Regions from separate parts of the Homo sapiens genome. Here region 1 is linked to region 2. The links are chromatin loops, found by intact Hi-C in ENCODE. Cell type or tissue: dorsolateral prefrontal cortex. All regions are shown on one strand. Each heading gives the region's core, and the rest is flanking DNA. Links, peaks and the distances in the headings are about the cores only.

What was found. Hi-C counts contacts between places; a loop is a spot of excess contacts. Peaks named below come from ENCODE experiments on the same cell type or tissue, not always from the same donor. Only the 100,000 strongest peaks of a DNase experiment are listed, where the experiment ranks them.
Region 1: a loop joins it to region 2, with 6 times the contacts of the local background. A loop is called at or near these places in 1 of 110 quality-filtered maps.

The regions. Positions count from the first base shown.
Region 1 is chr18:74,986,389-75,003,057 of GRCh38, reverse strand. All of the region lies in intron 8 of ZNF407 (zinc finger protein 407), which reads right to left. Among named protein-coding and RNA genes, the nearest start is that of PTGR3, 210 kb to the left of the region's middle. RefSeq lists enhancers at 7,310-7,809, 7,810-8,311. In dorsolateral prefrontal cortex, for the core only: no CTCF peak of the experiment used is centred there; no DNase peak of the experiment used is centred there.
Region 2 is chr18:74,275,582-74,289,648 of GRCh38, reverse strand. The region is part of intron 1 of CYB5A (cytochrome b5 type A); the gene reads left to right. Among named protein-coding and RNA genes, the nearest start is that of CYB5A, 9.3 kb to the left of the region's middle. RefSeq lists enhancers at 3,595-3,764, 8,043-8,570, 13,496-13,665. In dorsolateral prefrontal cortex, for the core only: no CTCF peak of the experiment used is centred there; no DNase peak of the experiment used is centred there; H3K4me3 peaks cover 790 bases; H3K27ac peaks cover 976 bases.

The sequences.
Region 1 (16,669 bases), core at 4,494-12,493, 710 kb before region 2:
ATATAAACAAAACAGAATTTAGAGGTCTGTGTCCTAAGAACCAAGCATGAAGTGTGATATGGATGCTAAGGCAGACATGTTAAGATGGCAAACCTGAATTTCCAACAAGCTGCCTGAAGAGAAATGGAGTAGGGGAAAGCCACAATACCACCTTTTATTTGTAAAACACTTTCGTTTGTTATTCCATTTAGTAAACACCATAGCCTGTGAGGTAGGTGGGCTGAATTCCTGACCTCTTTTTTTTTTTTTTTTTGAGCCGGAGTCTCGCTCTGTTGCCCAGGCTGGAGTGCAGTGGCGCGATCTCGGCTCGCTGCAAGCTCCACCTCCCGGGTTCACGCCATTCTCCTGCCTCAGTCTCCCGAGTAGCTGGGACTACAGGCGCCCGTCACCACGCCCGGTTAATTTTTTTGTATTTTTTTAGTAGAGACGGGGTTTCACCGTGTTAGCCAGGATGGTCTCGATCTCCTGACCTCGTGATCCACCCGCCTTGTCCTCCCAAAGTGCTGGGATTACAGGCGTCAGCCACCGCGCCCGGCCCTGACCTCTTTCTAAGAAAAGGAGCAAATGGGGCTTAGAGTCTGGCTGAGTCATCCCGGGTCCTGCTGCTCTTAGGTGATTTAATGAGAACTGGAACGTAAATGTTCCAGTCTACTCTTTCCTTCTCATCTCCTCCTACCAACAATTACAGCTGCCCTAGGGACTACAGAGGGCTCCTAGCGAGGGAGAGGGGAAGAGGAAAGAAAGAAAAAGGAAAGTCTATTACCCTAGTGGCTTCTTAGAAAACCTGCATTTAGAAACTTGTGGTCAGAATATTTATTAATTCAATCACGAGGAGCTCTAACAGTCAAACTATACAAAATATCCCATATCAGCAAGAACAAATCCATTTTTTAAAAACACATAAGCCCTTTTAGGAGAAAAATGGGAAGAAGGCTGAAGGCTGCAGTTGCGCTCACATGGCTGGCCAGCCCTCATAGGCCCACTCTCTTGGTTTCCTCCTGTTTCTTTACCTGTGGAGACCGGGCTCTCTGGACCCTGGCTCCTGGACATTCTGGACTGGGTGACTCTGGTATGGGGGCTGCCTGTGCATTGCAGAATGTTCAGCAGCACTTGGTCTCCACCCGCTAAAGGCCAGTAGCCTCCTCTCCCAAAACTGCCCTTGCCCAAGGTGGGACAACCCAAAATGTCTCCAAATATTGCCAAATATTCACGGGGGACAGAATCTCCTCCAGGTGAGAACGACCTGTCTAATCACAGATTCCACATACAACCTACTATATTTCAATTTCTATTCTGTACTCCATCTTTATAAAATATGCTTGCAAAACTCTGAATTCTCTGTTGCTACTGCTAATGTCTCTCCTGATTTTCACATGCGAATTGACAGAAATACAGGGTTGGAGATATTTGGCATTTCAGACAACTTTTGAGGAAAGATTCCATCATGTGTGCTGGGTTGAACGCATTCTGTTTCCTTTTGCTCTATTCCTATGGTTCTATGTTTATTTCTCATAGTACTTCACTACTCTTCAGTACCTTAACAACTGGCATTTTTCATTTTCACTTAACCTAAAAATGTGCTCTTTGCCCAGAGAGGACTGTTAACTGTTGTCTAATAATGGTTTGTGATGATAAAAATTACAGAGAAAGGTCTTCTCCCCCTAATAGATATCGTTTATCATATAACTTTCTGGCTCAAAATAAAACCTTAAGGTTTTCAGTCCAATGCCAAATTAGAAACATTTCATAAAAAGATATCATTCTATTTATAATATTATTTGTCCCATTTACTAATTTTTCCAACCCATGATGTCCCTCCCTGTGTTGAACTCCTATTGTTACAGTCGGCACTTCAAAGATATCTATCTTCCCCACCCATTTTCCCCAGTCTGTGCTAGAAACCCTGCCAGGCCCTGGAGAAACAAACACTGCGGAGGCTGGGCTCCGGCCCTGAAAGCTCAGCTTCTGGTGGGACATCATGTGATAGGCACTGATGAGTCTGAACAGAAATGACCAATTTCTGGTAGGGGCCCTCAAAAAGAGAATTCTGGAAATGAGTAATAAATCAAATGGGGAGGAGGGTGCAGGGAGACAGGGTCTGTGAGGATATTTCACTGCACCCTACTAAAGGCTATCTACGCACCTTAATGTGACGTTGATGCCATCATTCTGATTATTATAATCATTCTCCAAGCATTCGATGCACATATGTATGATCTTTCAGGTGAAGCACAATTACTTCATCCTAGTTTATATTCCACAATGCTCTTAGTATAAGGTTGAGCACATAGGCAGGTAAATATTAATTACAACTTAATAGTGAATACAATAAAATTTGCATTAATAAAATATATAAAAATGATGCAGAAAAAAAGAGTAATGATGAAAGATTAAAAATAGATGCATCTTTTATCTTAAAACTTAAACCAGATAGCTATTTTTTTGCATAGTTATTGCTTTAGCCATCTGAAGAGATGCCATATCAAGGAAAACATTTTCTATTGTCAACTTTGACAGATTTATTTCAGAGGATCACACTGGTCTAAATTTTACTAGGCTGATGATGTTTGAGGAGCACCAAGAAAAAGAGATCACGCCCTGACGGATATGACCATTTCAGCCTTTGTAACAGAATCAACTGTGACAGCTGAATAACATTAACTCTTTGCAATTATAATATTAGTATATTTACAAATTACAAAACACTTTCACAACCGTTGTTTTACGTCTCAAAAGAATCCTCTGTGCTAGGACTGTAGCATGTTATTTAAAAATTAATCTGTCTTGAATAGATAATACATTCAACTGGTTCAAAACTCAAAAGGTACAAATGAGCATCCAGTAAAAACATCGCTCTCCAACTCACGTCCCCCTGACACTGGGTTTCCCTGTCCAGAACAAACCTGCCATATCGGTTTCCTGTGGACCCGCCCACAGATATTTTATGGAAATAAGAGCAGATACATTTATGCGTACTCTTTCCTTGTAATACAAATCCACAGCACCAGCACCCAGAGTTCTTTACATTGCCTTTTCTGCTTATTTAAATATATCAGGTATCAATCCATAAAGAACTTTCTTATGATTTTCTAAGATTACATGATATTCTATTTATGTTCTCTCAGGGAAATCACAAGCTATCATGTTAGCCACTGGCTGTTCAGATTCATGCCCTCAGACCTAGGTTACTTTTTTTCATGTAACACATTGTGTCAAAACATCATTGAAAATTAAAGTTGCAAAATAAAGTGACAATGTTGAAATGCAGTCATCTTGGCTACATTGATCAGGCCAATTTCTTCAATAATGGAAGAATAATCAAGACGTATTTCCTAAAGTGACTCATATTCATATAAATTTATTCTTTTTGTGGGCATCAAAGTATAAGAATCATTCTCTTTTACACTATCAGCAATCTTTATGAGATTTGAGTTCACTGTTATTCTTCAATACAATGATTCAAAAATAAGAAATTAAAAGTCTGGCACATTCGTGAGCAATATTCCTATATTCCTGGAGTAGACTCTAAATTATTTTCTTTCTCAGAAATATGTTCTGCCATGTGGCTATGGTAGCAATGAAAAGATGTCCAAAGGGTTAAGCCAGGGGAAAGCAGACACGAATCACAGTTTGTATAAATAAACCTACAACTTTCAAACAAAATACTTAAGTTTTACCTTTGTTTTTTTTTTTTTTTTTTTTTTTTTTTATTATACTCTAAGTTTTAGGGTACATGTGCACATTGTGCAGGTTAGTTACATATGTATACATGTGCCATGCTGGTGCGCTGCACCCACTAATGTGTCATCTAGCATTAGGTATATCTCCCAATGCTATCCCTCCCCCCTCCCCCGACCCCACCACAGTCCCCAGAGTGTGATATTCCCCTTCCTGTGTCCATGTGATCTCATTGTTCAATTCCCACCTATGAGTGAGAATATGCGGTGTTTGGTTTTTTGTTCTTGCGATAGTTTACTGAGAATGATGGTTTCCAATTTCATCCATGTCCCTACAAAGGATATGAACTCATCATTTTTTATGGCTGCATAATATTCCATGGTGTATATGTGCCACATTTTCTTAATCCAGTCTATCATTGTTGGACATTTGGGTTGGTTCCAAGTCTTTGCTATTGTGAATAGTGCCGCAATAAACATACGTGTGCATGTGTCTTTATAGCAGCATGATTTATACTCATTTGGGTATATACCCAGTAATGGGATGGCTGGGTCAAATGGTATTTCTAGTTCTAGATCCCTGAGGAATCGCCACACTGACTTCCACAATGGTTGAACTAGTTTACAGTCCCACCAACAGTGTAAAAGTGTTCCTATTTCTCCGCATCCTCTCCAGCACCTGTTGTTTCCTGACTTTTTAATGATTGCCATTCTAACTGGTGTGAGATGATATCTCATAGTGGTTTTGATTTGCATTTCTCTGATGGCCAGTGATGATGAGCATTTCTTCATGTGTTTTTTGGCTGCATAAATGTCTTCTTTTGAGAAGTGTCTGTTCATGTCCTTCGTTAATTGAAAAAAATATGTACATCAACATAGAAGTGATGATCTAAGTATGATCTATGTGAAAGAAAGAAAGCATTATATGGAAAAGTGGATTAGAGGAGAACACAGACAGGTATTTTGACCCATCAAAGGCCTGTAGTGATAGGACAGGGGACCTTCCCACACTGAAGGAGGCAAGAGCTGACAGACAGCCTGGGAAGGATGGGGCTAGGCAAAGAAGACATTCATTTAATTCAAAAAGTAATTTTTCTTGGTGTTTTTGCTTTGCCCTTCACTGAGCTAAGCTGAGTAAACTAAAGAAAAAGGAATTAAAACTCTCTCTGCCTCAGGGAATTAAATCTTATTGACAAGAAACATCATCCCATGAAAAAAAGGATTCTTAACTGTGCAGCTGAAGGCCTGTGTTCAAATCCCAGCCCTCCTTGGATGACTGGTGAGCCCGTGGGTGCAGCGGTCCCACTGGCAGCTGGCACCAGGCTCCTCATCTTGGAGATGAGGAACATCACTTGCACATTCCGCAGGTGCTGCAAAGGCTGCACAAGATCATGGCTGTGAGAGTGATCTCCACACAGGGTACAAGTGTAAGGCATCAGGATTGCAGAAAACAAGTGAAGAACAACAGAGCCATGTGATCAATTTAAGATTGAGTAGAAAAAATGTCTTCAAGAAATGGCTAGTATTGTGGATCAGAATGAGCATTTTTCGTTTTTAGACAGCTGGGTAAGCAGAGGTAGAAGTAAAAAAAAGTGACTACGCAGGAAGAAGAAGAGCAGGTTGAATCCACTTTTCACCATGAAACAAATGCTTAGAACCCCAGCCTTTATAGGAGAAGAAAATGGCCACAGTTGGCTGGTCATTTTCTAATGAGTCTGAAGGAAACAGCTCTGTCCCCAACATTCCAAAGTGCAGAGGGGTGATTTTAAAGTTCACCTGGAATGGTCAGAACCACTCCACGGACACATGGGCCCATGGACACAAAAAGGGCACAAGGACAAAAATCTCAAACATGCACATTTAGTCTTTTTATTTATTTTTTTTACTTAAGTTTTTGTTATGTCTATTTTTTCAAGAGGCTGTATTTTACGTCTGCGATGGGCCTGAACAAGCAGTTCCCTTTTCCTTTTGCTGGGCCCAGTAACTTTGTCAGGAGAGCCATCAGGCAGGTGCTAACTGCAGAGCTGCGAGAGGCCCCTAATTGTGAAGCCCTTACAAGGACTGAACCTGATCATTCACGGAACTGTTGAGTTGATGGGATTCGTGTAGCTGGTTATAAATTGATAATCTAAATTAATTCATTCAAGCAGAAATCGATTTTGTAACTCCTTGAGAGCTTGTAATAATGCTTACCTCCCACTGCTAGCTGCATTCTCTGTTTCATAAAGCTGGTCGGGAACAGCTGGATTCAGGTGACCTGCTAGCTCATTAAATCTGTTACACATGCCTTCTGGTAAATGATATTAAGCTGAAATGTCCTAACGTTGATTTTTTTCTTTAATTTTATGACAGAAATAACCTAATTTGTAACACAAAATAACAATCTCCTTGGATTACTTTGCCTTGCTAAAATATTTTATGCATTTTTCATTTACACAAAGGTAATGGAAAAACACTTAAACTATCTGTTATTTAAACCACAAGAGATATGTTACTGAAAGTCTGATAGCTACAAAAATGATTGTCTCTTCATAGTCTTTACTTTACATCTGTAATAAAAGGCAGACAATTCAATTCATTGGTTAGTAAATAAAGTACGATAGTTTTTATTTTATTTTCTCTGCCTTGCAAGAACTAAAATCAGATTGCTTTTTAAATTCATTTAGAAATAGGACTCATTACTTTCCTTTCCTCTTTCTAATCTAAAATGTCTAATGTCCATTCGGAACCTCACATTTTCTTCATCAGCAGAAGTTGTAACCTAATTCTACATCCCATATTCGAAGAATCACTTTCTGAGCTGCTCTCTGCCTGTGCACAAAGGTTGAATAACGAAATCAGAGCCCTGCCTTTTGTGCATCTGCGACTATTAAACACTTATTGCCGTTCACCTCCTGACTTCATTTCCTTTTTCTAAATACATTTTAAAATAAAAACACATCCAGAATGCCCAAGTAACACAGTTAAAATATGTCCTAAGACTGTAAGTAACCAATCATTTTTACTGCCATAATAAGTGATAAGCGTTTCTCAAATCAAGGAAGGTGACTAACTGAAACCCCAAACTGTCCACCTTAAATGCTCTTATTCACACAGGAGGCCAGAGTCATCATTTTACAGCCTCAAAAGCCACCGCTGTGAAAAACTAAGAAAATGCTTGTTGGCGCCTGCCTCATCTAGTAGGATTTACCTTACGGAAGCTGCCTTCTCTGTTTCATAAAGTCCTGCCTCCGTTTTCAGCGGGCTGATTAACATAAAATCCTACTATTCAATTTGTAAACATTTCAATACTGAACACTATTTGTTTAGTATTAAAACCAAACTTGAGTAGTTTTCTAGATATGATACCTAATGCTGAGTTTATCATGTATTTTGAAAGAATTTACTTTAAAAGCTTCCAAAGACCATGTATTCACATCACAGTGGTTAAAACTGAATTTTAATATATTAAGAATACATGGCCTTATAATCCCAAGCTTCTAACAATTCTAAAAATTCTCAAAGTAAAAATAACAAAACCACTCACTCTGAATGCATATAGATTTCCCTGATCTAACACAAAGTTGTCTAAGGAAAAAAGCAGAGCCAAGCACAAGTCCCTCGGTATCTCTTAAACAAGAAATGGTAGCCTCAGAGCACAGCCGAATGAACTGCCCAGAAAAAGACAGAGGAAGGGCCCAGCATTGTCACCCTCCCTTCTGCCTCTCCCACCAAAGCCTCTTCCAAATGATTTCATTAAAAAAGATTAAGACTTCATTGATAATAATCTAGAAAACAGAAAGAAAAAAGAAATATAACAAATGCACAGTGAGACAGAGCTGACCCAGAGCTACAAACAGCACGGTCAGCAAAATAATTTAGGAAGCGAATAAAATACTATTTTCTGTGAGGATCAGTGTTAAGGTTTCTTTGATAGCCTAATGCTTTTTTTAGAACCTGCCCACTTCACAACTGGTCCACCCACACTGCAACCCAGTGTAGGATCGAATCACCCTCAGCTCGGTTACTGCAGTAGTCTCTGAACCTGTCTCTTGGCTGCCCCTTTTGTGACCCTCTGGCCACTCTCCACACAGCATCCAGAATGCTGTTTACCATGGATGTGGTCTCCTTTAGCCCTAAGGTGCCACGGCTCCTGGCACACTCAAATCGCCCAAGCCAGGCCCTGCCGTTCACACTTGCCCCTGCAGTCACGCAGATCTAGCTCCACTGTCCTTTACATTCCATGAATTTGCAAATATAAGTCAGCCTTCGATAAATATTCAATTAGCAACATATTCAGGATGTGAGTCATTTCAGGGTGTCAAACTGTTTTTTCACACAGGAAGTCAGAGAAAGAAAATACATACATTGAGTAAAGATTTCTAGCCTGCTTAAAATGAATACAGCTGCAGAACCACGGCTTGTCACTTCTCTAACATTTGGACACCATTTCGTCTCCTTGAAATTTCGTTGCTTTTATGTCTAGATAGTTGATAAATCAATAATAAACTTCTTCCACCCTCATCAATTGTAGAAAAAAATCTCAACTCTGTCTTCAAAGTCACTCCCAGAATTCTGTCCACACTGTGCTGTGGCCGCTCACTGCCCACGAGTGCCCTCCCCGGCCCTTTCCATCATCTATTCTTCCTGTCGCTGGGTCCTGAGTGCCGCTGCCGTCTTTTGCATATGGTTTCCTGGTCATAGGACACGTGTCCAAAGTGAACTGCACTGTAATACTCCCTACCGTTTGAGAATCTAAACATGAGCCCTGCTCTCTGCACAGATGGACACACACCAGCAGGGACAGTCCACATTCAGGGTCGAACTGCCTCCCCTTCTGCCACTGGCCTCCTTCCTGACTGTTTGCTTTAAACAAGGATGCAGACTTTCCAGACACAATTTCTCTGGAAATGTTCATTTTCATCACTTCTGTGGCTCTTCCCAGTTATTTCCTCACAGGAAATTTGCATGCTTTTCAGCAAACAGCCCTTTGACACAACCTGGATCTTGATCTTATTTTTTGTAACTTTTTAAGCGGAAATAATGTCAAATTTACAAGTTGCAAGGATGGCACAAAGAACTACTCTCTTATACTTTTATCTCATTGTAAATGTTTTACAGCATTTATCTACTCTTTCTATATATACACATTTTTTTTTTATGAGCCATTTGGGAGTAAGCTGAAGAACTGATGCTCTTTTACTCATGAATACTTGTGAGCTTCCTATGAACAAGGACCTTCTCTTACACAGCCACAGAACAATGCACAAAACTGTGGGATTTAAAAATGATACACTAATATTCTCCAATCTACAGACCTTATTCTAATTTCATTAGATGTTCCAACAATGTGGTTTATAGCAAAACAGATAAAAGAAGAAGAAATTCTGGCGCAGGGTCCAAACCGGACCACAGCATTATGTGGCGTGTCTGTGAATCTCCTTTATTCTGGAATAGTGCACCAGTCTTTGTCTCTCACACTTCAGTCACTTATTAAAATACACGCCAGTCATTTAGAAGAATGTTCCTAAATGAGAGCTTACCTGATTCAAATTGTTTTTCTGCATCTTAAATTACAAAGTATTTTTCCATATCCTATACCCAAAGGAGTGTTCACCATTTGAACCATTTAAAGCCCAGCCCTAAATACAGTTTTCTGACGAGCTTTCCTTAGATTAGGGAACACTGTTAACTATTACTTAATCGCTGCGTATTTTTTTGTTTCTTAACAGTTTAGCTTCAAACATTTTTTAAAACCAACCTTACTGAAGTGTAATTTATAGTCAGTTAATTGGATACACTTCTAAGTGTATAGCTCAATGAGTTTTGACACATCTACTCACCCTTGTAACCACCACCACAAATAAGATATAGAATAATTTCATTACCCTCAGAATTTTCCTGAGGTCCCCTGTCCCAGCCCCAGGAAAACACAGCTCTGGCTTACAACCCTATGGATGAGAACTGCCTGTTGCGGCTCGGGAAATGAGTGGAACTGCAGAGTGCACTCTTCTGTGTCTGCGCTTTTGCTTAGCACACTTTTGAGACTCATCCATAATGTAGTGCATCCATAGTGCCTTCATTTTTATTGCTAATACTCCATGTTACGGATGAATTGTCCATTCATCTGCTGTTGATGGGCACTAGAGTTATTTTTAGCTTTTGACTATAAATAGCTATTATAAACATATAGAACTATCATAAATATTCATATATAAATCTTTGCATGAATATATGCTTTTTGCTTTTATCCCTTTTGGGTAAATTCCTAGGAGTGGAATCGTTGGGTCATATGGTAAGTAAGTATATGTTTAGTTTTACAGGAAATGGCTAAACTGTTTTCCAAATTGGCTGTACCATTTTTACAGTACTACCAGCAATGCCCAACAATTCCAGATGCTCCTCCATGTCCTCACTAATGTTTGGCATTCTTAAGTCTTTTTAATTTCAGTCATCTTAGTGGGTGTGCAGTGGCATGTTATTATAGTTTTAATTTTCACGTTCCTAAAAACTGGCGATGATTAGCATCATTTCATGTGCTTTTTGGCTGCTTAAATATCTTCTTTTGCTTATTTTTTGTTTGAATCTTTGTCTTCTTAAAATTGAAGTGAGAATGTTCACTCTTTTGTGCCCATCCCAAAAATCACTGTGAGACTTCTATGCAAAGGGCCTTGTCACAGTTTTCTGCAAACAACAACACTTGCCTTATTGCAAATAAACAAACTCCAACTGTCCCAGGGGAGACCCCTCACTGTAGTTTTCTCTTCGACAGAAGTCTGAAGGTCCACCTTCCGTGACGCTCACAGCCCTTCTTGATGTCATCCAGCTCTTATCCACGAATCCTCAGCTCACCATGGAAATGCGGATTTCCCCACCTTCAATCTGCCCCATCACACCAGTGATGTTTCAGTTCACTTTGCACTGGTTCTTCTTTCCACCCAGAACACTCTTGTGCCAGGCGGACCCACAACGAGTTCTCTAATTACCTTCAACTCCTTGCTCCTATGTCTCCATCCCAACAAGGCCTACCCAGACCTTCCAATCGACTATGGTAACTGCCTGTCTCCTCCCCACCCAGGGCCATCTCCAGAACTCCCAACCCCCACTATTTTTCTCCACTGTCTTTTCTTTATAGTACTTTATCTTTTAAAAAGGAATGTAATTATTTACTATGCCTTTTGTTCAGTGTCTGTCTCTTTCTGCTAGAATAAATACTCCAGAAGGCCAAGACTCCTCGTTTTGCTCATGAATGTATCGTGGGCACTCAGAACAGCAGCTGGCTTCAGCCTGGATACATCTTCATCCCTCCCCTATGCTACTGCTCTAAGATGCATGACCTCAGTTCTCACTGGCTGTGGCAGTTCCATTGTGAGGAGTGGGGAAGTCCTAAAACCCTGATATCCTTTCAGCTTTCCTGGTGCCATGCGAAGCTGGAGAGTTCAAATTTATACAAGGTTCATGCTAAAAAGTAAGCTTTGGACCTACAAGGTTCATGTAGAAAAGTAAGTTTTGGACCTATTATTTTCTCTCAAAACTGTTTGAGAAGGCTAACTAGAAGCAAGGAATACTCCTGAAGGGACTTGGCTGAACATTAGTTTTCAAATGCTGAGTCTGGGATACATCTGAGAGTTTAAGTGGGTGAACTAGATTAAGTGATGTAGTGATGGCCACAAGTGAAGAATCAGTGGGCTCAGAAATGTTAGAGAAATCTGAACATAGAACTCAACCTATTTCATAATATATATGGAAAGCCCATTAAGGTAAGAATAAATTTTAGGAAATGTTAAGAATAACCATGTTTAAATTTAGTGACCAATACCGAATAGGTATTGATTTTAAAGAAGAATATATATGTATATGCTATAATGCTAGCAGCCCATTTTAAATAGAAAAATTGCCACACAAGACTTGCCTTCTCTTCATTGTAAAAGAGATGACTCATCTTAGAAAGAAAATGGCCTAATTGCTATTAGATTTACAATTCTCAAAATTTTATTGGTGCCACAACATTTAAAATATATAGTTCTAGAAATCAAAGATATACAGAAGGTAAAAGCTACTGAAAACCACAGCAGTTTCATCTTGCAAGGCACTGCTGTTAAACATAACCCAAATCGAAGTGTGTGCACACAAACAGCTATGTGAAGCTTCTACAGGAGTCCCTTCTACTACCCTCAGATTTTGGTTTCCAGGTTTTATCTGCGTGCTATCAGCTTTTTAGTTTCATAAGTTATAACTTTCTCATGACTTGCTTGAATTGTTATAAGCAGGTAATTAAATAAACTAGAAAAAAACCTAACTGAAAATTCAATGTGCAAGTAAGCTGAACTAGCACATCAGACAATGGTTTCATATGCTAATGCCCCTGGGTGTATGCCAGTTTTTTCCTCTGAACTTCTCCGATTTCATCCATCTTTGTTGAATGGCAGCTCAGCACCCCCTTCACCTACACTCAGCCACAAACATATCTGGGCCATCTGTGTCTTGAAGACAAGGGAGGACATATCAGCACTTCCCCTTCCCCACGAGTTCAGCTGACATTCTTTAGTAAAATACACAAAAGAACAGATTGCAGTTCATCCATAGGGCAATTTCACATTTCGCAAAGCTGTATGGTGCACAAATCCCACCCATATACATCAGAGGTCGTCTGAAGACTGGATGCCAAAGTCAAGAGTTGAGTGTGAGGTTTTGTTTTGCTTCTGTAAGAAGAGTTAATGTGGCATTTATGAAAGCTCACAGTTTCCCAAAAATCACTTCTGCAAAAATAAGTTCAAAAGGAACTCAGCTACACTTAGCATTTTACATTGTGTATGAATCATCTGTGAAGTTATAAAAACTTTGGTTGAAATTTTCAGGAAACCCTGTCAATTCTTTGACTTTTGAAAGAGATTTCTGTTGTCATATACAGTTTCAAATTGTTTAATAGCATGCAGAAATAGAACAGAATCAGAAGAGTGTCAAAGTGAATCAAATCCAGAAATTTAAGGGAAAAAAAGATAAAATTCAGACAAAATTTACTTTAATGACCACAATTTTGCTGTAGCATTTTAGATTCCTTTGGCTATTGTCCAACTTAACCAAAGCCAGTCACAGTAAACTTGGTTGAGCTAGGGTAAGTTACTAAGTACTCCATTTGTTGATGGGTATCAGATTCGCAGAAGGAACTAATTGACATCTGCACAGAGCGTTTAATTTTTCTATGCTTAATATTCTATTACCCCGAGTACCTGAAGTTTCACTGATGTTTACTGCCTTTCCCCCACTTCTGCAATTATCCTTAAAAATACATCAATAATGTGTCATAGAAATCTCCAATAATTTTTCTAAAGATAATACTTTTGAATTTGGTAAAGAATGATGTTTAAAAATTTTAGGCAGCACAGGACATGTACAAGCTGCTGAATATTAGATGTTTGATTTTCAGAGAATATCATTTTCATAATTCATGGATTTAACATATAAGATGGTAAATGAAAAGTATATAAATAATTATCACAGAAAAGCATCAAAATTTCATTTTTTTATGATTAGGAAATAGAATTTTTTTTTTTTTTTTGAGACAGAGTTTCGCTCTGTCGCCCAGGCTGGAGTACAGTCGTGGGATCTTGGCTCACTGCAACCTCCACCTCCTGGGTTCAAGCGATTCTCCTGCCTTGGCCTCCTGAGTAGCTGGGATTACAGGTGCCCACCACCATGCCCGGCTAATTTTTTGTGTTTTTAGTAGAGATGGGGTCTCGCCATGTTGGCCAGGTTGGTGTCGAACTCCTTACCTCAGGTGATCTGCCTGCCTCAGCCTCCCAAAATGCTGGGATTACAGGTGTGAGCCACCGCCCCCAGCCAAGAAATGTAATTCCAATATCTAAAATGCTAAGTTCATAGAATCTTCGAAAGGAAGTAGGATAATTCTTGGCATGTGCCCTTTCTCGCTTAAATGCTCTATGAGGTCTGTGTGATATACAATAAACAGTGCCCATGTAGCTTGCACATTGTGCTGAGTTTTGACAAATCTATACAGCCCTGTGGTTACACCACCACAATCAAGATAATGTACATATCCTGGACACCAAAATGTTCCTCAGTGTCCTCCTGTAGTCAGTAACCTCCCACATCCTGTCAATCAAATATCTGCTTTCTGTCCCTAGAGATCTGTCTTTTCCAGAGCTTCATAAATTGAATCGTAGAGTAGTATTTGCTTGGGTCTCACTTCTTTCTCTCAGGATAACATTGCTGAGGCGCATCCATGTTGTTAGTTCAGGCCTTTTTCTTACTAAATAGTATTCCATTGACCATAACTTGTTTATTTACTTATCTTTTGATAGACATTTGAGTTGTTTCTAACTTTCGATTACTTGAACAAAGTTGCCATGAGCATTCATGGATAAGGTTTCAGGTGGATGCATCTTTTCATTTATTTTGGTTAAAAACCTAGGAGTCGGATGGCTAGGTTATATAGTGGATAGGTGTATGTTTAATTTTATAAGAACTTATCAAACTGTTTTGTAAAGTGGCTGTACCATTTCACACTCTCCCCAGCGATGTCTGAAAATTCTAGATGACTACATCCTCACTAACATTTGGTATAGGTTGTCTTTTGATTGTTAGCTATTTTGATGGGTATGTAGTGGCATCTCCTCGTGGCTTTAATTGTATTGTCCTGAAGGGTGGTGACATTGAACACCATCTCATCTACTTACTGGCCACTTGCACATTGTCTTCTGCTATTTTTTTTGTTTGTTTATTTATTTTTTTTATTATTATTATACTTCAAGTTTTAGGGTTACAGAATTGAACAATGCTATTTTTCTTAGTTGGGTTTTTGTCTTATTTTTGAGTGGTGATTTGTTCTTTAAGTACTCTAGAATCAAGAACTAGGCCAGATATATATAAAAATATATAAAAACTATTTTATATCTATCTATATATATATATCTTTTCTCTTTATTTTCTTAACAGTATCTTTTGAAGAGCAAAAGCTTTCAACTTTGATGGTTCAATTTATCAGTTCTTTTTCTTTCACCATTTGTGCTTTTTACATCCTATCCAAGAAATCTCTGAATATCTCAAAGTCAGAAAAATTTTCTCCTATGTTTTGTTCCAAAAGGTTTAGAAGTTTAACTTTCATATTTAGGCTTTTGATCCATTTTGAGGCAATTTTTTGAATGGTGTAAGGGTTAAGGTTCATTTTTTTATATGGATATATAATATTTCAGAACCGTTAATTAAAAAGATCATTCCTTCCTCCTTGGCATCTTGTTGAAAATCAACTGACCACACGCTTGTGTGGGTCTATTTGTGGCCTTCCGACTATGTTTCTTGCATCCATATGTCTTCATTATTGTATCTTTAGAGTAGGTATTGGAATCCAGTATGCATGTCTTCCAAGTTTGTTTTCTTTTCCAAAACTGTTTTGATTATTACAGGTTCTTTGCATTCCCACACACATTTTAGAAGCAGCTCATCAATTTCTACCAAAAGCCTCCTAGGATTTGGCTGGGATTGTGTTGAATCTATAGATCAATGTGGGGATACCTGACATTTAACAACACTGAGTCCTCCCATCTATAAATGTGGAATCTCTACTATCTTGGTCTTCTTTAACTCCTCTAAGCGGTGTTTTGTAGTTTTTATTGTACAGGTCTTGAATATATTTTAAAAAATGTATCCCTAAGTATTTGAACATTATTCTAATCCAGTTTTTTTTTTCTAGTTTTGCTTTAAAATTTAATTTCCTTGGCTGTATTTTTCTAACTTTTAATTAGGCCACAGGCACACAAGACAGGCAGCTTCACTAACCCCTCAGAGTTCACATCATATTCTCCTCTCTTCAAGAATTTTATTTGTCACTGAAAGGAGACATTCTCTTATTGCTTAAACAGAGCCCGATCAATAGAGAAGCCTGTGATGCTTCCTGCTAAGGTGGCTCTTTTCTCAACACACATTCTTGTTGGAGGAGATGAACACGGACACCACACGTGAGCTCACCGTTCCTCGCGTACAATCTTACTGGGTTTGGTAATACAGTAAGACCTATAATAATAATTGCACCATTCTCTACATATTGCTGTAATAAATTTCACAGACACTGATGATGTTATCGTCTATCAAAGGAGCTATAAAATCAATGTGATCTTAACAACTTTGGACTTATCTATGTATGGATTAAAAGCTTGAAAAAAATTCCCCGGTACTGACACAACGACACGCCTCTAAGCAGCATGAACTTTCCAGTGCTCAATGCACTTCGGAGTATGCCATTTCTAACACACGCGATGTGTATCAGCTAATGTATTTTGTCTGTTCCTGAAACACTTATATGATGTTTAGTCAAAATGTCTGGTGTTGGGGTTGCCCATCGAGAATAAAAAATATTTTTAAAAAGCTCAAAAATACCTTTACATGAAGGATACTAGTCCTAATATTTTAAACAAATACTAGACACAATATCCTATATGAACATACATTAACATGTTAAAGAATGTATAAGAAAGATAAACATAATACATTTTAAAAAATCTCCCCCTTTTTCTTAGAAATAATATAACTAAGAGAAAAAATAGAAGAATAAACAGGATTTTTGTCTGGAATATACAGGATACGGCATATTCTTCATTCACATACTCATCGAAAAGTGTGTGTGCGTTTGTGTGTGTTTTTCAATCCATATTTTTAAGAACTAAGGACAATCTGAATTTACTTCCAGCTATCTACATTTATTGTAACATAATATGATTGCATGTTTCCTCTGAGAGGGAAAAAATTGGAGATGTTTTCGAAACCACACTGTAGTTGTTAAATAAAAGCTTAAAGTGAAACTGAGAGAGAGAATGCCAAGTATAAAATGGATGACATTCATGGATGGGGGCTACTATTCAATGGCTGAAATGGTTAGACTTTCTTGAATTTTCATATAATACACTAGTAATTTGTAAACTCATGTGGTCCGAGAAACAGTATTAGCTAAATGGCTTCTTTGGAGTATTTAAATTTTATTTTGGTGACAATTCTTAATT
Region 2 (14,067 bases), core at 929-8,928:
GCACACCATCACGCCCAGCTAATTTTTGTATTTTTAATAGAGACAGGGTTTCAACATGTTGGCCAAGTTGGTCTCGAACTGCTGATCTCAGGTGATCCACCCACCTTAGCCTCCCAAAGTGCTGGGATTACAGGCGTGAGCCACTGCTCCCAGCCCTACCTCCCCTATTTATAGCAACCCAAAATGTCTCCAGATATTGCCAGAGGTCCCCTAGGGCACATAATCTCTCCAACTTGAGAATTACTAAGGTTACTGTGCATGACTTTAGGGGTAGATTTTCAGAGACGATAATAGGGAAGTGAAGATTATTGTTAAAATGTACTCAAAACTATTTACTTTCACATTTCATTCCTGTGAGTCAGGAAAGGAGGGATTGTGCAAAAAATTTTCCGAGAAAAACTGAGAGATGAGAGCAAGCTCTTGAGTGGGTAAATTAGCTGAAAACAAATTTCTTTATTTTTTCTTACTCAAAGTTTTTGTGGAGAATGCATCTCAAATAAAATGAACAAGAGGGTGGCTGACCCCTGGAACGGCTAGGAGGATGGCGTGAGTGAGGAGGCTGGGGTCTGGGAGAAACACAAGGAGTTAGTTTGGTTTTGGTCCTGTTGACTTTAAGAGGTTGGAGGGATCTTCAGGCATTGCGAGAACTGCATGCGTTTCTGCCTCCACTGTCTGCCAACATGTGGTTCTGGGAACAAGCAAGGCCACTTAGCCTTTCACTGGATTGTGTCTGACCTCTGGGCACCTCCCGATTCGACCTCTTATGGACGTGTTTTTCCATTTGCCGTCTTTATTATTTGCTTTGACTTTCTGTGACCATCTCTTGCTTATTGCATGTCCTGGTCATTGGCTTCCCAGCCCCCGGCAAAGCCTCTGGGAGCCTCTCTCTGGGTTCTATCTGAGACTCTAGCCAGGATTCCTTGCAGGTGACTTCCTGTGCTCCTGGGGTTATATCTCCAATAAGCTCACTCGCTCAGAGCTCTTCAGCACACTGCCCTGCCAGGTAGTTTGTTATGAGGCTAGTCTGTTTGTCTGAAACGTACTTTTAAAACAGAAATGAGTGCAGAATGTCTCTGTCTCTCTTCCCCGCTTGCCCGATCCTCTTTCCTGTCTTCTATTGTTGAAAGGCTCCAGAATTTCATGAAGCCTTTGTGTGTTAACTAACAAATATTTTATCTCACCTAATTTACCTAAATAGGAAAGATTTATCTTCTCCTTCTAACTCTCAAATGAACTTTCAGTCATTATGGGCTAGACCTTTGTTTACTGTGAGATCCCCCATCCGTATGGACAGGATTTCTCATGGCTGAGTATTTCCCCTTCTTTCAGAATGTCCTAGATTTATGTGCATGTCCGTGTTCATGTTGAGAAGGTGTGTGGTGAGATGGTGGAGGGATCCTGCTCTGCTGGCAGGTACAAGCCAAGAACACAGGTTGAAGCTCACAGGTGCAGCATGTGCTCCGACCTCCTGAAATAATGGCCACTAAAGCTGTTTTTGTTGTTTAGGCGGAGGGGTAGAAACCTAAGAGGGAAGACTGGCTTATTATTAATGGCAGTCGACATAGCAGCAGGTGCTTAGTTACTGTCTGATACTTAAAAGATTTTGAGCTTTATTGCCTACATATTTTGAACTAGATTTTTTTTTCAATCCTGAGTTCTAGTTTTTGAGTTTATATTTGTGAAATTGAGTCTTTGCTTGATCATAGAACTTTAAGGGACAGTTATTTGAAATGAAAACTTAGGCATTTAGGACCAGGGGGAGAAATGTTTGCATTTCCCTTTCTGTGATTTGGGCAGCAGCATCTATTCAGTTTTTAAAAGAGCTGTGGAGGGGAGAGAGAAAGGTATCCTGTAATTAACAACACTTCCATTAGCTGTTGCTTTTGGTTCAAGTCAGTGGGTGTTTGATTCGTGAAATAGATACTGTCCTGGAAAATTTTATAAAGCAGAATGTCTTTTTGTGAAGTTGTCTCCTCTCCCTTTACATCATAAAAATGGAAACTTGCTTCTGTAGAACATTTTCTAGTGTTCCTGGGATTCTGATAGTCTTGGACCTGAGCCTTAAATGTTCTTTACAGCATTCTGCCTCATAGAAGCTATTGGCTCCTGACTCACTTTGATTTTTGGAGTCTTAAAAGTGTCCTTTCTAGCAGGTTTTATTGTAGGGACTTGCTCTTTGTTATTTTCCATTGAACATGGCTGCCTATGTTGCGTAGACCAGTGGTTCTAAGGCTTGGGAATCGAGGAAGAGAGTATGGGTGCTGAAATTCATTGCCCTTAATTTTGAAAAACATAGAACACGTATCTTTACCCTTGTTAAAGCTACCATATTTAGGGCTAAAATACTAAATGCCTTTGCTTTTTGCAAGAAAATTTGATAGTATTCTGAATCTCATGCTACTAAAGGCTGCAGTTGGCAAATATGCCTTTGATGCATGTAAAATGGGAACATTATTATTATTTAATATATACCGTTAGGTAAATAAAACTTAGAAATTACAGAGTCTGTAGAAGGGAAATATAAAGTTATTGTTGGTAGTGTTGGTGGCTTAGGCATCTTGGGTAAAGTGGTAGTAAAACCACATCTTAGAAGGCCACCTGGGGAATGTGAACCCGTGAGGCTTTTGTATATTTCTATATATATCTCTATATTTTTTGGTAACCTGTTGCTACTTTTGAAAAGAGGTTCCAAGAGGCAACTTTGTTTTGAAACAGTAAAGAAAACAGTAAAGAAACAGCAAATTAACTTTTGCTTTTTGATTATCTTAAAGGTTGATGAAAATTGTAAATAAGGAAGGGAAAACACATGCAAGCCGGCTTTGGTCAATCAAGGAATAAATAACATGCACAATTTTACTGAATGTGAATGTCTGGTATTCTGAAAAGTCCTCCTGGTGAAGATGGCTGATAAGTGCCTTTGTAGTTGAGTGGAGTCTGAACAACCCTGTCCCGCTGGGCATTCATGGGAAAGCACTGGGCTGGGGTTAGGAAAACTAGACCTGGTCTTAGACATATCATGGAGGTGACCTTGGGCAAGTCAGGTATTTCTTTCAGTCACTTTCCTTGTTCTGAAGTGGGAACTATTCTGTCACTGCCATCTGCATTGGGAGAAATGATATATGTGAGAACACTGGAAAAAATATGTAGAGAAGGCATTTAAGTGACTATATTTTGATTGAATTAAAATTTTAAAATAAATTGTTTTTATGTGGAAGGTCCATTTAGTAGGAACATATCTCAGGAATTATAGTGTTAACTAGTAAACAAAATGACTCAAAATACAAATATTCACATGAAATATAATTGTTCAGGAATGTGTGCTTTGCAAGATTGGAAATCATCCCATTTCAGGAGCTTTTAAACATACAACTTTATTGTGTAAGGGGAAAATAATACATGATCATGTTAAGGAAGTGGACAGTGTGGAAAACTGCAAAGAAGAAACTCAAAGCTGCCTGGAGCTCTGCTCCCCGAAGGTGGCCAGCTTGAGCAGTTTGCACACTCACTACTACAACACCTTGCTCGTGGATGTGCTTTACATCCATGGAAATGTGCTCTGCATGCTGCTCTGTAATCTCCCTTTTTCCCCACTAAACTAGGTGTTGAGGGACCAGTCCTGAATTTCAGTAACTCCTGTTCCCAGGCTGCCTCCTTATTGTATAGAGGGATCCTAATATACGGAATCCTCTTTCCTTCCATGTTTTTAGGTTCCCACCTGCAATTACCTCCTTATGGTAGATCTTTGTAAGTGGGATTCTTGGGTGAAAGGATGTACACTTCTACTTTTTTTTTTTTTTTTTTTTTTGAGATGGGGTCTTGCTGTGTTGCCCAGGCCGTGGTGTGATCTCAGCTCACTGCAGCCTTGACCTCCTGGGCTCAACCAGTCCTCCCTCTGGAATAGCTGGGACCACAGGCATGAGCCACCATGCCCAGCTAATTTTTGTATTTTTTGTAGAAATGTAGTCTCTTGTTGCCCAGGCTGGTCTCGAACTCCTAGGCTCAAGTGATCTGCCCCCTTTGGCCTCCCAGAGTGCTGGGATTACAGGCATGAGCCACTCTAAATTTTGATGGATGTTACCAGAGCACCCTGGGGTGGCACACCAGTGTGTGCATTTCTCGGTTCTTAGGAGTGGAGGAACTTGGTTGCGCCTCATTCACCTCCCTTCCTGAATTTGGCTGTGTACTTCTGTTAAAAAGGGAAATGTATGGAATAATTTTTTATCCCCTTTAGCTTATAAATTCTCTTAAAAGTGAAGCTGTGGCAAGTAATACCTTGTCTATTCTATGAAAGAATTTCATTGTCTGAAGGCTCAAAGCATCAGAAAAGTGACCGGAGGCAGCAGCTGACTACATGGGAAACTGAGTAGCAGGCTCAGAGCCATTTCTGGAGTCTCAAGAGTGTCCTTTCTAGCAGGTTTTGTTGTAGGGACTTGCTCTTTGTTATTTTCCTTTGAACATGGCTGCCTACATTGCATAGACCAGTGCTTTCCAAGGCTTGGGGATAGAGGAACAGAGTATGGGTGTTGAAATTCATTGCCCTTAATTCTGAAAAACAGAACATTTTAATCAAGTGTGCTTCCTTTCCTATTACCCTTGGACCTAGTTTTCTTGGGAACATAGTCTTGAGTGTATATAGTAACTGGGTATCTGTGCCTTTTACTGAGTTCCAACATGGGGACCGGGAGGGTGAGCTGAAGATTGGGTGGGGACAGCTCCGTTCTTGCTGTTGAATAGAATCTGGCCTGTGCTGCCTGTTGGCTTAGAGCTGACGGCTCTGTGGATGATGGCAAGAAGTTACTTTCTTACATCCGTAGAATTCTGTCTCTAGCAGGCCCATGCCAAAATGATGGCATCTGAACCAGCACTGACGCTGGGGAGGCTCTGGAGGGGGCGAGGGATAAGGGATGTGGACCTAAGGGAAGGGATGGGGTGATTAACAGCCTCTAGGCTCAGTTAAGGGTCCTCTCTGCCTGGCTGGTGGGCACGGGAGCCTGTCTGAAATGGAATCACTTGAACTCTTCTGTAGTTGAGGGCCTGGGGAGTGTCAGTTTGCAGCTTGTTTCTTTCACTGCCTGCTATTGTTTGTTCTTGGCAGACCTATTCATTAAGCTTTGTGCAGCTGTGTCCAGAATTAGCCAGGTCACAAAATATATCCAGACTTCTTTCCCTCGTCTTCCTCAGAAAGTGTTAATTAAGTAAATGCCATTCATTAATCGTCCCCAAGTAAATGCTATTCTTTAATCCTCCCCTCCCCAACAATCCCTAGTGAGCTAATAAGAAAAGTGATAGCAGTGGACGTTGGCTGAATGTTTATGGACATTCAGTATGTGCTAGGGAGTGTGCCAAGTGCTTTTTGCACATAAAACCTTCTTTGCGTTTGTGCTTTTAATCTCTCTTTTTTTTTTTTTTTTTTTTGGAGATGGAGTTTCACTGTTGTTGCCCAGGCTGGAGTGCAATGGTGCAATCTCGGCTCACTGCAACCTTCCACCTCCCAAGTTCAAGCGATTCTCTTGCCTCAGCCTCCCAAGTAGCTGGGATTACAGGCATGCACCACCAGGCTGACTAATTTTGTATTTTCATTAGAGATGAGGTTTCACCATGTTGGTCAGGTTGGTCTCAAACCCCTGACCTCAAGTGATCCACTCGCCTCGGCCTCCCAAAGTGCTAAGATTACAGGTGTGAGCCACTGCGCCCGGCCTGTGCTTTTAATCTTCAAAACAACCCTATGGGGTCAGTGGTGATTGTGTCCTCCCTTTTAAAGGTAAGACGGTATGTCTTAGGGAGATTTTGCAGCTTGCTCAGCAAGTCCCACAGACGATAAGGAGCAAAGCCAGGGCTTCAGTCCAGGCTGCGGGCGCTGCGACCCAGTGTCTTCAGTGCTGAGTCTGTTGCTGAGGCTTGAGATCCAAGGAGTATTGATGAGAACCTAGCGTAGCTTTAAAAGCAAAAGTGCATCCCACTGATACAGAGTTGCTGTCATTTGCTGGAGACCTTGATCACTGGAGAGTTCTCTGGAGGAACCAGGGAGAAAGCAAAGGGAATTTGTGATGCAAATATCTGAACAAAGCCAAAACCCTTGGAAAGTTAATGGACAAAAATATGCCTTTCTTTCCATCTGTTGTCAGTTTACTATGTTGCCTTCTAGGAGGTGAAGGAAACAGCCATTCCTGTTTCTTGTAGAGGAATTTTTAAATAGAGGGAGTCGGGGTGGAGTCTTCACGGCCTCAGTTTGTTTGTGACCCAGATGCTGCTCTCACCTGGCAGGGGCTGAATCATCGGTGTGGTTTTGGTTCGGAAAGAGATTGTTTGCACGTGTAGTGGGTATGTGTGAGGAGGCATGTGTTGTTTGGTGAAAGGCATCTTAAATGACTGCCCTGGGAAGGATTGTTTAAATGGAAATCCGAGGAGGTTCCTGCTCTGATAAATCCCTCAGTGGGTCCCGCTCATCTCTCGCCCTCCCCTTCCGGGTCCATATCCCCTCTGCATGTGCCACGAGGTTGGTTGCAGGGTGGTTAGAATATCTTTCTCCTCCAAGCTGAGAGCAGATGCCCTGGTGTGGCCTCTCTTGTATCTTTGCCACCTCTCATGGTGGCCACTGGGCAGTCAGTTCTCAGGATTTCATTGGTTCCATCAAATGGGTGGTGGTTTTATGAGTTTTCAGCTTGAGTAATAAATGCTATTTATGGCATTGAAAAGTGTGATTTCTAGGAGAAGCACACAAAAAAAACTTGATCTTTTGGAAACAGATTGTCCTTTTTCTGTTCAGTTCCTTTCAATGGCTTCCTGTTGCATTTAGAATAAAATTGTATCTCTTTGCCCTGGTTTGGAAAGCTCTGAATGATCTGGTCCTTACCTACCTCCCCCACCTCAGCAAATAACACTGTGTCCTCCCTGCTAATGCCCACACCTGATCACATTGACCCTTTCTCTTTGTTTCTCAAACAAGCCAAACTTGTTTTTACCTTGAAACCTTTGCCCTGGTTTCCCCTGTGTCAGGCTTGGCCCTGTTCAGGTCTCAGCATGGTGTCCCATCCCGTTTTGTGCCTCTGCTAGCAGTTAGACCCTCCCGGCTGTGATATGCTGCTTTTTCCACGCGATGAGGGCTCCTGCCTGCCCGCCTGCTGTGCACCTGGCCCATGTCCGGTGCCAGGAAGTCACTCTTCCGGGGATGGAAGAGGAGAGCCTGGTGGAGGAACAGATACGAGCCCCTGCTCTGTGACTATCTTATTTTTTTCCCCCTTTTTCCATACACAGTGCATACTAGTGTGATCCCTTCTTACTCTGTGGCCCTTGTCCGGTGCCAGAAAGTAACTTCCCAGGATGGAAGAGGAGAGCCTGGTGGAGAAACAGACACAAGTCCCTGCTCTGTGACTATCTTATTTTACCCCCTTTTTCCACACACGGCACATGCTAGTGTGATCTCTTCTTACTCTGTAGGCCTTGGCCTGGGATTTTGTCCCTGAGGATTGCACAGTTAGAAACTAGTGGGACTGTATTGTGAAAGTCTGGATTGTGACATAGTCTCAGAGCATGGAACACAAGAATGGCATCGAGGGAGGCTCCCAGGCAGTCAGTAGAAGGGAAGAGGAGAATTAAAGGTGAGGGGAGCACTTTGGTCTGCATTTTCCAGTCTCTTCCTGCCCAGAGCCCGGGCCTCCACCTGTGCCTGAGATCCTGTTCCCCTTCCCACTCACAGACATTCCCTAAGCCACCCGATGTTCCCCAGTATAAACCAGGCCCCTCCAGGCCACACCCTGCTGGGTTATTCTCATCAGTGTTCCTGCTGTTTTCTCCTTTCCTGCAAAACACACACACACACACACACACCCTCCTCTCCTGCAAAAACACACATATTCCCTTCTCCCCTGAAACACACACATACACACACACACACACACACACACAGCCTCCCTTGACTCTTCTGCCCCCTCCAGGATTTCCTCATTTTTCTGCTCCCCTGAATAGTAGAAGCCTCTGAAAGGGTTGTTAAGCCTGGTCTCCAATCCACCTCCTCCATTCCCTTTTAAACCACACCTGTTCACCACAGCTTCTCTTGCCAAGGTCTCCCAGGGTGCCTTGTGTCAGCTCTCAGTTCTCCAACACAGTGGCTCAGCAGACTCTGACATAGATGCTCACCCTCCTGGGTTGCCATCCTCTCCTGGTTCCCTCCTCCCTCCACCTCCTGTCTCCTTTTCCCACTTCTCTTCTGTCCGACCTCCTTATTGGAGGGCCCCCCTGGGGCCTGGGCTTTTCCGCTTTGGCAGGCTCACACAGTAGCATGGCTTTAATGTGCTAATGAATCCTGGATTGTCACATCCTGGCCAGAAAGACCTCTGTCCTGAACTGGCTCTTGTATCCCTGAGGCTACATCACAGTTAGATGTCCAGTAGGCTTCTCACCCTAACGTGGGAAACACACCTGCTCCCTCTGCATGTCCCCATCTCAGCAGATGGCAGTTCCATTCTCCCAGCTGCTCAGGCCAAAAGCCTGGGGGTTGTGCTCCTCTCTTCTCTTGCTCTCATACCCACATCCAGTCCACCAGGACATTCTGTGGGCCTAACTTTCATAATGTCAGAATCTCACCAATTTTTTACCATGTCTACTGCTGCTCCCCTGGTTGGAGCCTCCATCTTCTCTCGCGTGGTCCCCTCCTGCCCCCGACAGCATATTCTCACCATAATAGAGTGACATTTTAAAGTCAGATGGGGTCAGTCCGTATACTCTGTTTAAACCCTTCAAGGGCTGATTACACTGCCCCATTTTAAGACTTAGGATATGGCTGCAGTTGTCAGGAAAGTGTAGTTCTGGCAGAGGGACACATACGTATGTCCATGTAGCAGAATAGAGAGGCCAGAGATAGACTCGCACAAAGATTTCCACCTCATTGTTGACAGAGATGGAAAAGCAAGTCGATAGAGGAAGGATAGCCTTTTCAGCACATAATTCTGGAACAACTGGACATCAATAACCAAAAACATAAACCTTGACTGAAACCTCACACCTTATGCCAATTAACTCAGAATGGATCATAGATCTAAATATAAAATGTAAAACTTTTTTTTTTTTTTTTTGAGACAGGGTCTTACTCTGTCACTCAGGCTGGAGTGCAATGGCATGATCACGGTTCACTGCAGCCTCCACCACCTGGACTCAGGTGATTCTCCAACCTCAGCCTCCCAAGTAGCGAGGACTACAGGTGTGCACCACCATGCCTGGCTAATTTCCCTTTTTTTTTTTTTTTGTAGAGACAGGGTTTTGCCGTGTTGCCCAGCTGCCAGCTGGTCTCAAACTTCTGAGGCTCAAGTGGTCTACCTGCCTTGGCCTCCCAAAGTGCCAGGATTACAGGCATGAGCCACTGCACCTGGCCGACATGTGAAACTTTTTAAGGTGACTTAGGATTAGGCAAAGAATTCTTAGATGTAGTAGAAATGTGATCCATTTTCAATTCTTTGCACTGGAAGGTTATTCCCCCCAAATAACATATGGTTCCCTGCCTCACCTCCTTTGAGTACTCACTCACTATCACCTCAACACTATCACCTGACCACCGTATTTAAGCCTGGATATTACCCCAGCCCCCTGCACTGCTGAGCCCAGTTATGCTGCTGAGTTTTTCCCTGTAGCATGTATTACCTTGTAACATACGGTATAATGTACTCATTTATTAGTTTTTGCTTCTCTGTGTCCTTCCACTAGAAATGTATGCTCTGTGAATGCAGGACTTTTTCTCTTTTATTCACTGATAAATCCAGTTTTTAGAACAATGCTGGCACATAGAAAGGACTAAATAGTTATTTATTGATTGAATAAGAATTAAAAGTTTATAAATATAAAATACTAGAAAGCTGATGTGGAATGGCTGCTGGGTGACATTGAATAATTTTCTGATACCTTATTTTATTTCTCCTTTGTCTCACCTGCATATTTCAACCCAGTTTATTATGATTAAACATGAAAGAGAGGCCTAGTTATTTGGCATTGAGAGGAAAAAAAACAAAAGAGAGAGATGGGCACATGCCACTGTCAATCCTGCTTTCTTTCCACCTCTGGGCTGAGCGTAGGCTATTCTATTATCTCTTTTGTTTTTTATTTATTTTTATTTATTATTTATTTATTTTTGAGACGGAGTCTCACTCTGTCGCCCAGGCTGGAGTGCAGTGGCACGATCTCAACTCACTGCAACTTCTGCCTCCCGGGTTCAAGCAGTTCTCCCTGCCTCAGCTTCCTGAGTAGCTGGGATTACAGGTGGCTGACACCATGCCTGGCTAATTTTTGTATTTTTTAGTAGAGACAGAGTTTTGCCTTGTTGGCCAGGCTGATCTCAAACTCCTGACCTCAGGTGATCCGCCTGCCTTGGCCTCCCAGAGTGCTGGGGTTATAGGCGTGAGCCACCGCGCCCGGCCTTGTCTCATCTTTTGGCCATTCCAGCTTAAGATAGATCGTAGTTAGAGTAACAGCCTCTCTTAGGTCATCACTCATCTACCACTGGGCCCCCAGTTTTGGTGGCTTGCATATTCCTCTGAGGACATCGGGTTGCATTGGGTTACAAAGCAGGAGGTAAGCTGTGGCAGCTCTGGGCCTGGCAGGACTGGTGCCACAGTGCCCTCCTGCTCTTGTCCCTCAGAAGCAGGCCTGTCCCTGGTCCTTCCCTGTACCCCAAGGTCATCATGTCAGAATTGGTGGCTTATGTACTCTTCAGAGATTAGAGGAAGAATTAGCACACCTGCTTTATTTTATCCAATGAGACAAGTGTAGTAATGGTAGAAGTTGAAATACTGGTCAGGGCATAGTGACCAAAATTTGGTTACCAGTACGTTTTAGACCAAACATTTACTAATTCAGTTCTAAAAGTAATTAAGAAGAATTTTGTTTCTCTTTTTCAAGAAGAGGAAATTCTAACAGCATTCTGCAGGATGATTGCCAGCTCACAGGCTGTGCATAAGACCTGTCTGCCCTTGGCCTAACTAACCTTTAAGAACCATCTCATGTAGAAATGTCTATTATTTTTATCATAGGATGTTTCTGTGAATGTGTGCCATTTGGTTCTGTGATTCAGGAGAATCCAGCCAGTTGATTAAATCCAGAGATAACTTTTGAAGATGAAGGAGAGGTGGTGAGAAGGGGGTCCCTTGGGTTTGGTGCTGGAATTGGCCTTCAGCAATTTACAAAGGCCAGGAACTGTGCCAGGGACTATACATAGTCTCTGTGGCAATATAAAATGGGGATGAGGAAGAAGGAAAAGTGAACTGATCTTTCTCGAACATCTCTTACTTGCCACGGAGTCTGCTAATTAATTCACTTAATCCTGCAGATGGGTAGCTGCCAGATAGACTGTGCCTGAGGGACTCAGGAATCATCTGGACTTAGACCCCTGTTAGCAGATCTCAGCGAAGTGGCTCTCCTCTCAGTACACACAGTGGTCAGGAGACTTGGCGTGGAGTCAGGCGGCCTGCGTTCATTCCCCAGGGCCTCCCCTAACTGGCTCCGTCACCTCTGTCTGTAAAGTGGGGATAGTAATGGTAATGCCTGCCTCTTGGGCTTATGAGCTTTAGAAGGGTCCACACAAGTGCTCAGAATACTTCCCTATACACAGTGAGCATTTATTAGATGTTACCCACTGATATTCATCATTATTTGTCCCTAGACTTTTTCCCTGGCTGCTAGAGTGGAAAGGAGAGAAATTGAAGGCATTTGTTCAGGCTGTGAAATGCAGAGATCTTCGGCAGAAACTCCAGGTGCTCTCTTCCAGTCTGGGCTTTCTGGGTTAATTTCTCACTGGAGACCCAAGCCCTCACCTGAGCCATATAAAGTTACCCCTGTATCCTCCATGACACCGTTGTGTTCTGCCTCAGGGCCTCTATGTGTCTGTGTCCCGGGCTTGGGATGCCTCCCCTTGCTCACCTGGCGAGCTCCTGCTGAAATGTTCACACAGAGTCTAAGCGTTGCCTCCTGAGTGACCCCTCCTGGGCCTTTTCTCTGCCTCACACTCCTGGGAGAGTTAATCCCTCCATCTTTTGTGCCATGACTCCTGCACCTGATGCTCGCCACATTTAGCTATCTGTTTACATGTCAGTTTCCTTACTAGACTCTAACTTCTTGAGGGTGGGGCCATGACTTTGCCATTTTGGTAGCAACAGAGCATGGCTTGGCATTCATCAGATGTTTGAATGAGTTTGTGGGTCCCATAGGCAAGCTGGGTGACTGCCAGAGGGGCCTCTTTAGTTTCATGCCATGACCTTCTAGGTGAAATGGGAAGTAATTCCATCAAGGCTTATGGGGATACAGTGAGAGGGTGGATATGAAGCCCCGAGTTGGTGCCCCATGCAGATGCTGGCCCCTCCACAGAGTCCAGAATGGAGCAGGACAGAAGTCTGATGAACTCAAACCAACTTTGAGGCCATCACCCTTTCCCGTCTTAGAAAAACAGCATCCAGAAATGATAGGAAATGTTTGGTCAGGGCATCTTGTTATCTTATTCTAAATCTTGCATCAATTGTTCATTCTCCAAACTCTTTTGAATTGTTTTCATTTTGGGCTTAACTATTGCAGATAAGCTCTTTAAATTAAAGGTTGTTTTTGCCTACTTGTTGTTTATGGACAATCTCTGTACTCCACCTTTTTTGGTATGTTAAGCATTTGGAATGAAAGATCCTGTTTAAAACTCCAGAATGGATGGACTTCAGTCACTTAGCATTGCATTTAGGTGAAAAGGGTTTTTTGTTATGGTTGTCTTTCTCGAACTTCTCTTACTTGCCAAGGAGTCTACTAATTAATTATATGACTTAATCCTGCAGATGGGTAGCTGCCAAACAGACTGTGCCTGAGGGACACGGGAATCATCTCGACTTAGACGCCTGTTAAAGTGGCTCTCCTCTTAGTACATACAGTGGTTAGGAGACCTGGTGTGGAGTCAGGCGGCCTGCGTTCATTCCCCTGGGTTCGGTTCATTTTTGCTTGGTTAAGCAAACCCTCCGAAGGCATGACTTTGACCTGCTGCAGATTGTCATATTGTAGTGTCGTTTTGCATACGCTTTTGACTGTTTAATAGTGACAACCTTGTAGTCAAGTGGAACCCTGACAGAAGGGTGTGTGTGTGTGTGTGTGTGTGTGTGTGTGTGTGCTGAATCTTTTGTACTTCGTAAGACCCAGAAAGGCAGGGCAGATGACAAAATTTCTTGAGGTTTAGAAGTCTGTGAAGTTTTCTCCCAAATTCTCAAAAGGGAAATTTATGAAGAAACTTTATTTTTAAGACATCTTTTTATATTTAAAGATACTTTGTTCAGAAATGTAAAAATGGTCACTTTATTTGCATGTTCAGAAAAAAAGGTGGGGGGAACTGAACTCTCAAAGTCAGAAAGCAGGGTTCCCGTCCCACCTCCCTCGTGAGCTATCAGTGTGGCACTGGGCTTCATTCCTCTGCGTCCCATTTTCTCTGTCTGAAAATTTAGGATGTTGAGTCTCTGAAGGTCCTTTGCACCTCTAAGCCTCTGGGATTTTTCACCTTCACCCTACCGTTTGGAGTCAAGATCTCCAGGTCAGTTGCCTGGTTTTGATGCCAGGCTCACAGAGGAGGTGGAGGATAGTGGGCTGTGCAGGAAGCTGAGGGAGTTAAGTATTAAGGCTGGAGCTTGTGTTGGGTCGAGGGGGAGAAATGGGGTTGGAGACGCCTCTGGGCTGGGTCAGATCCCGGTGCCGCGCTGGTGTTGGGGTATCTGGTCTGCGCACCGCCGGGTCCTCCCTGGCCACCCTACTGTGTGGCGACGGCTCCTCCAGCATGTTCTTCAAGCCTCTCCTTTTCAGCTTCTTCATCTTTATTTATCTGCTCTATTGATCCACATCCTAACTATTCTAAAGGGGCTGAGGTTATTTTTTAATAGCTCCCGCTTTTCCAGACTCTGCTGTGTTCAGGCAACAATTCGGATGCCCCTTCATGTTCCTCTTGTTGCTTGCTGCATGTCAAACCCTGATTGGTAGGAAGCTTCTCGAGGCTCGGACTGTGTATTCGTGAGTTTCAGATGCTTCTGCATGTTTACACAGGTCACTTTTCTTGACTAAATGATTGATGTA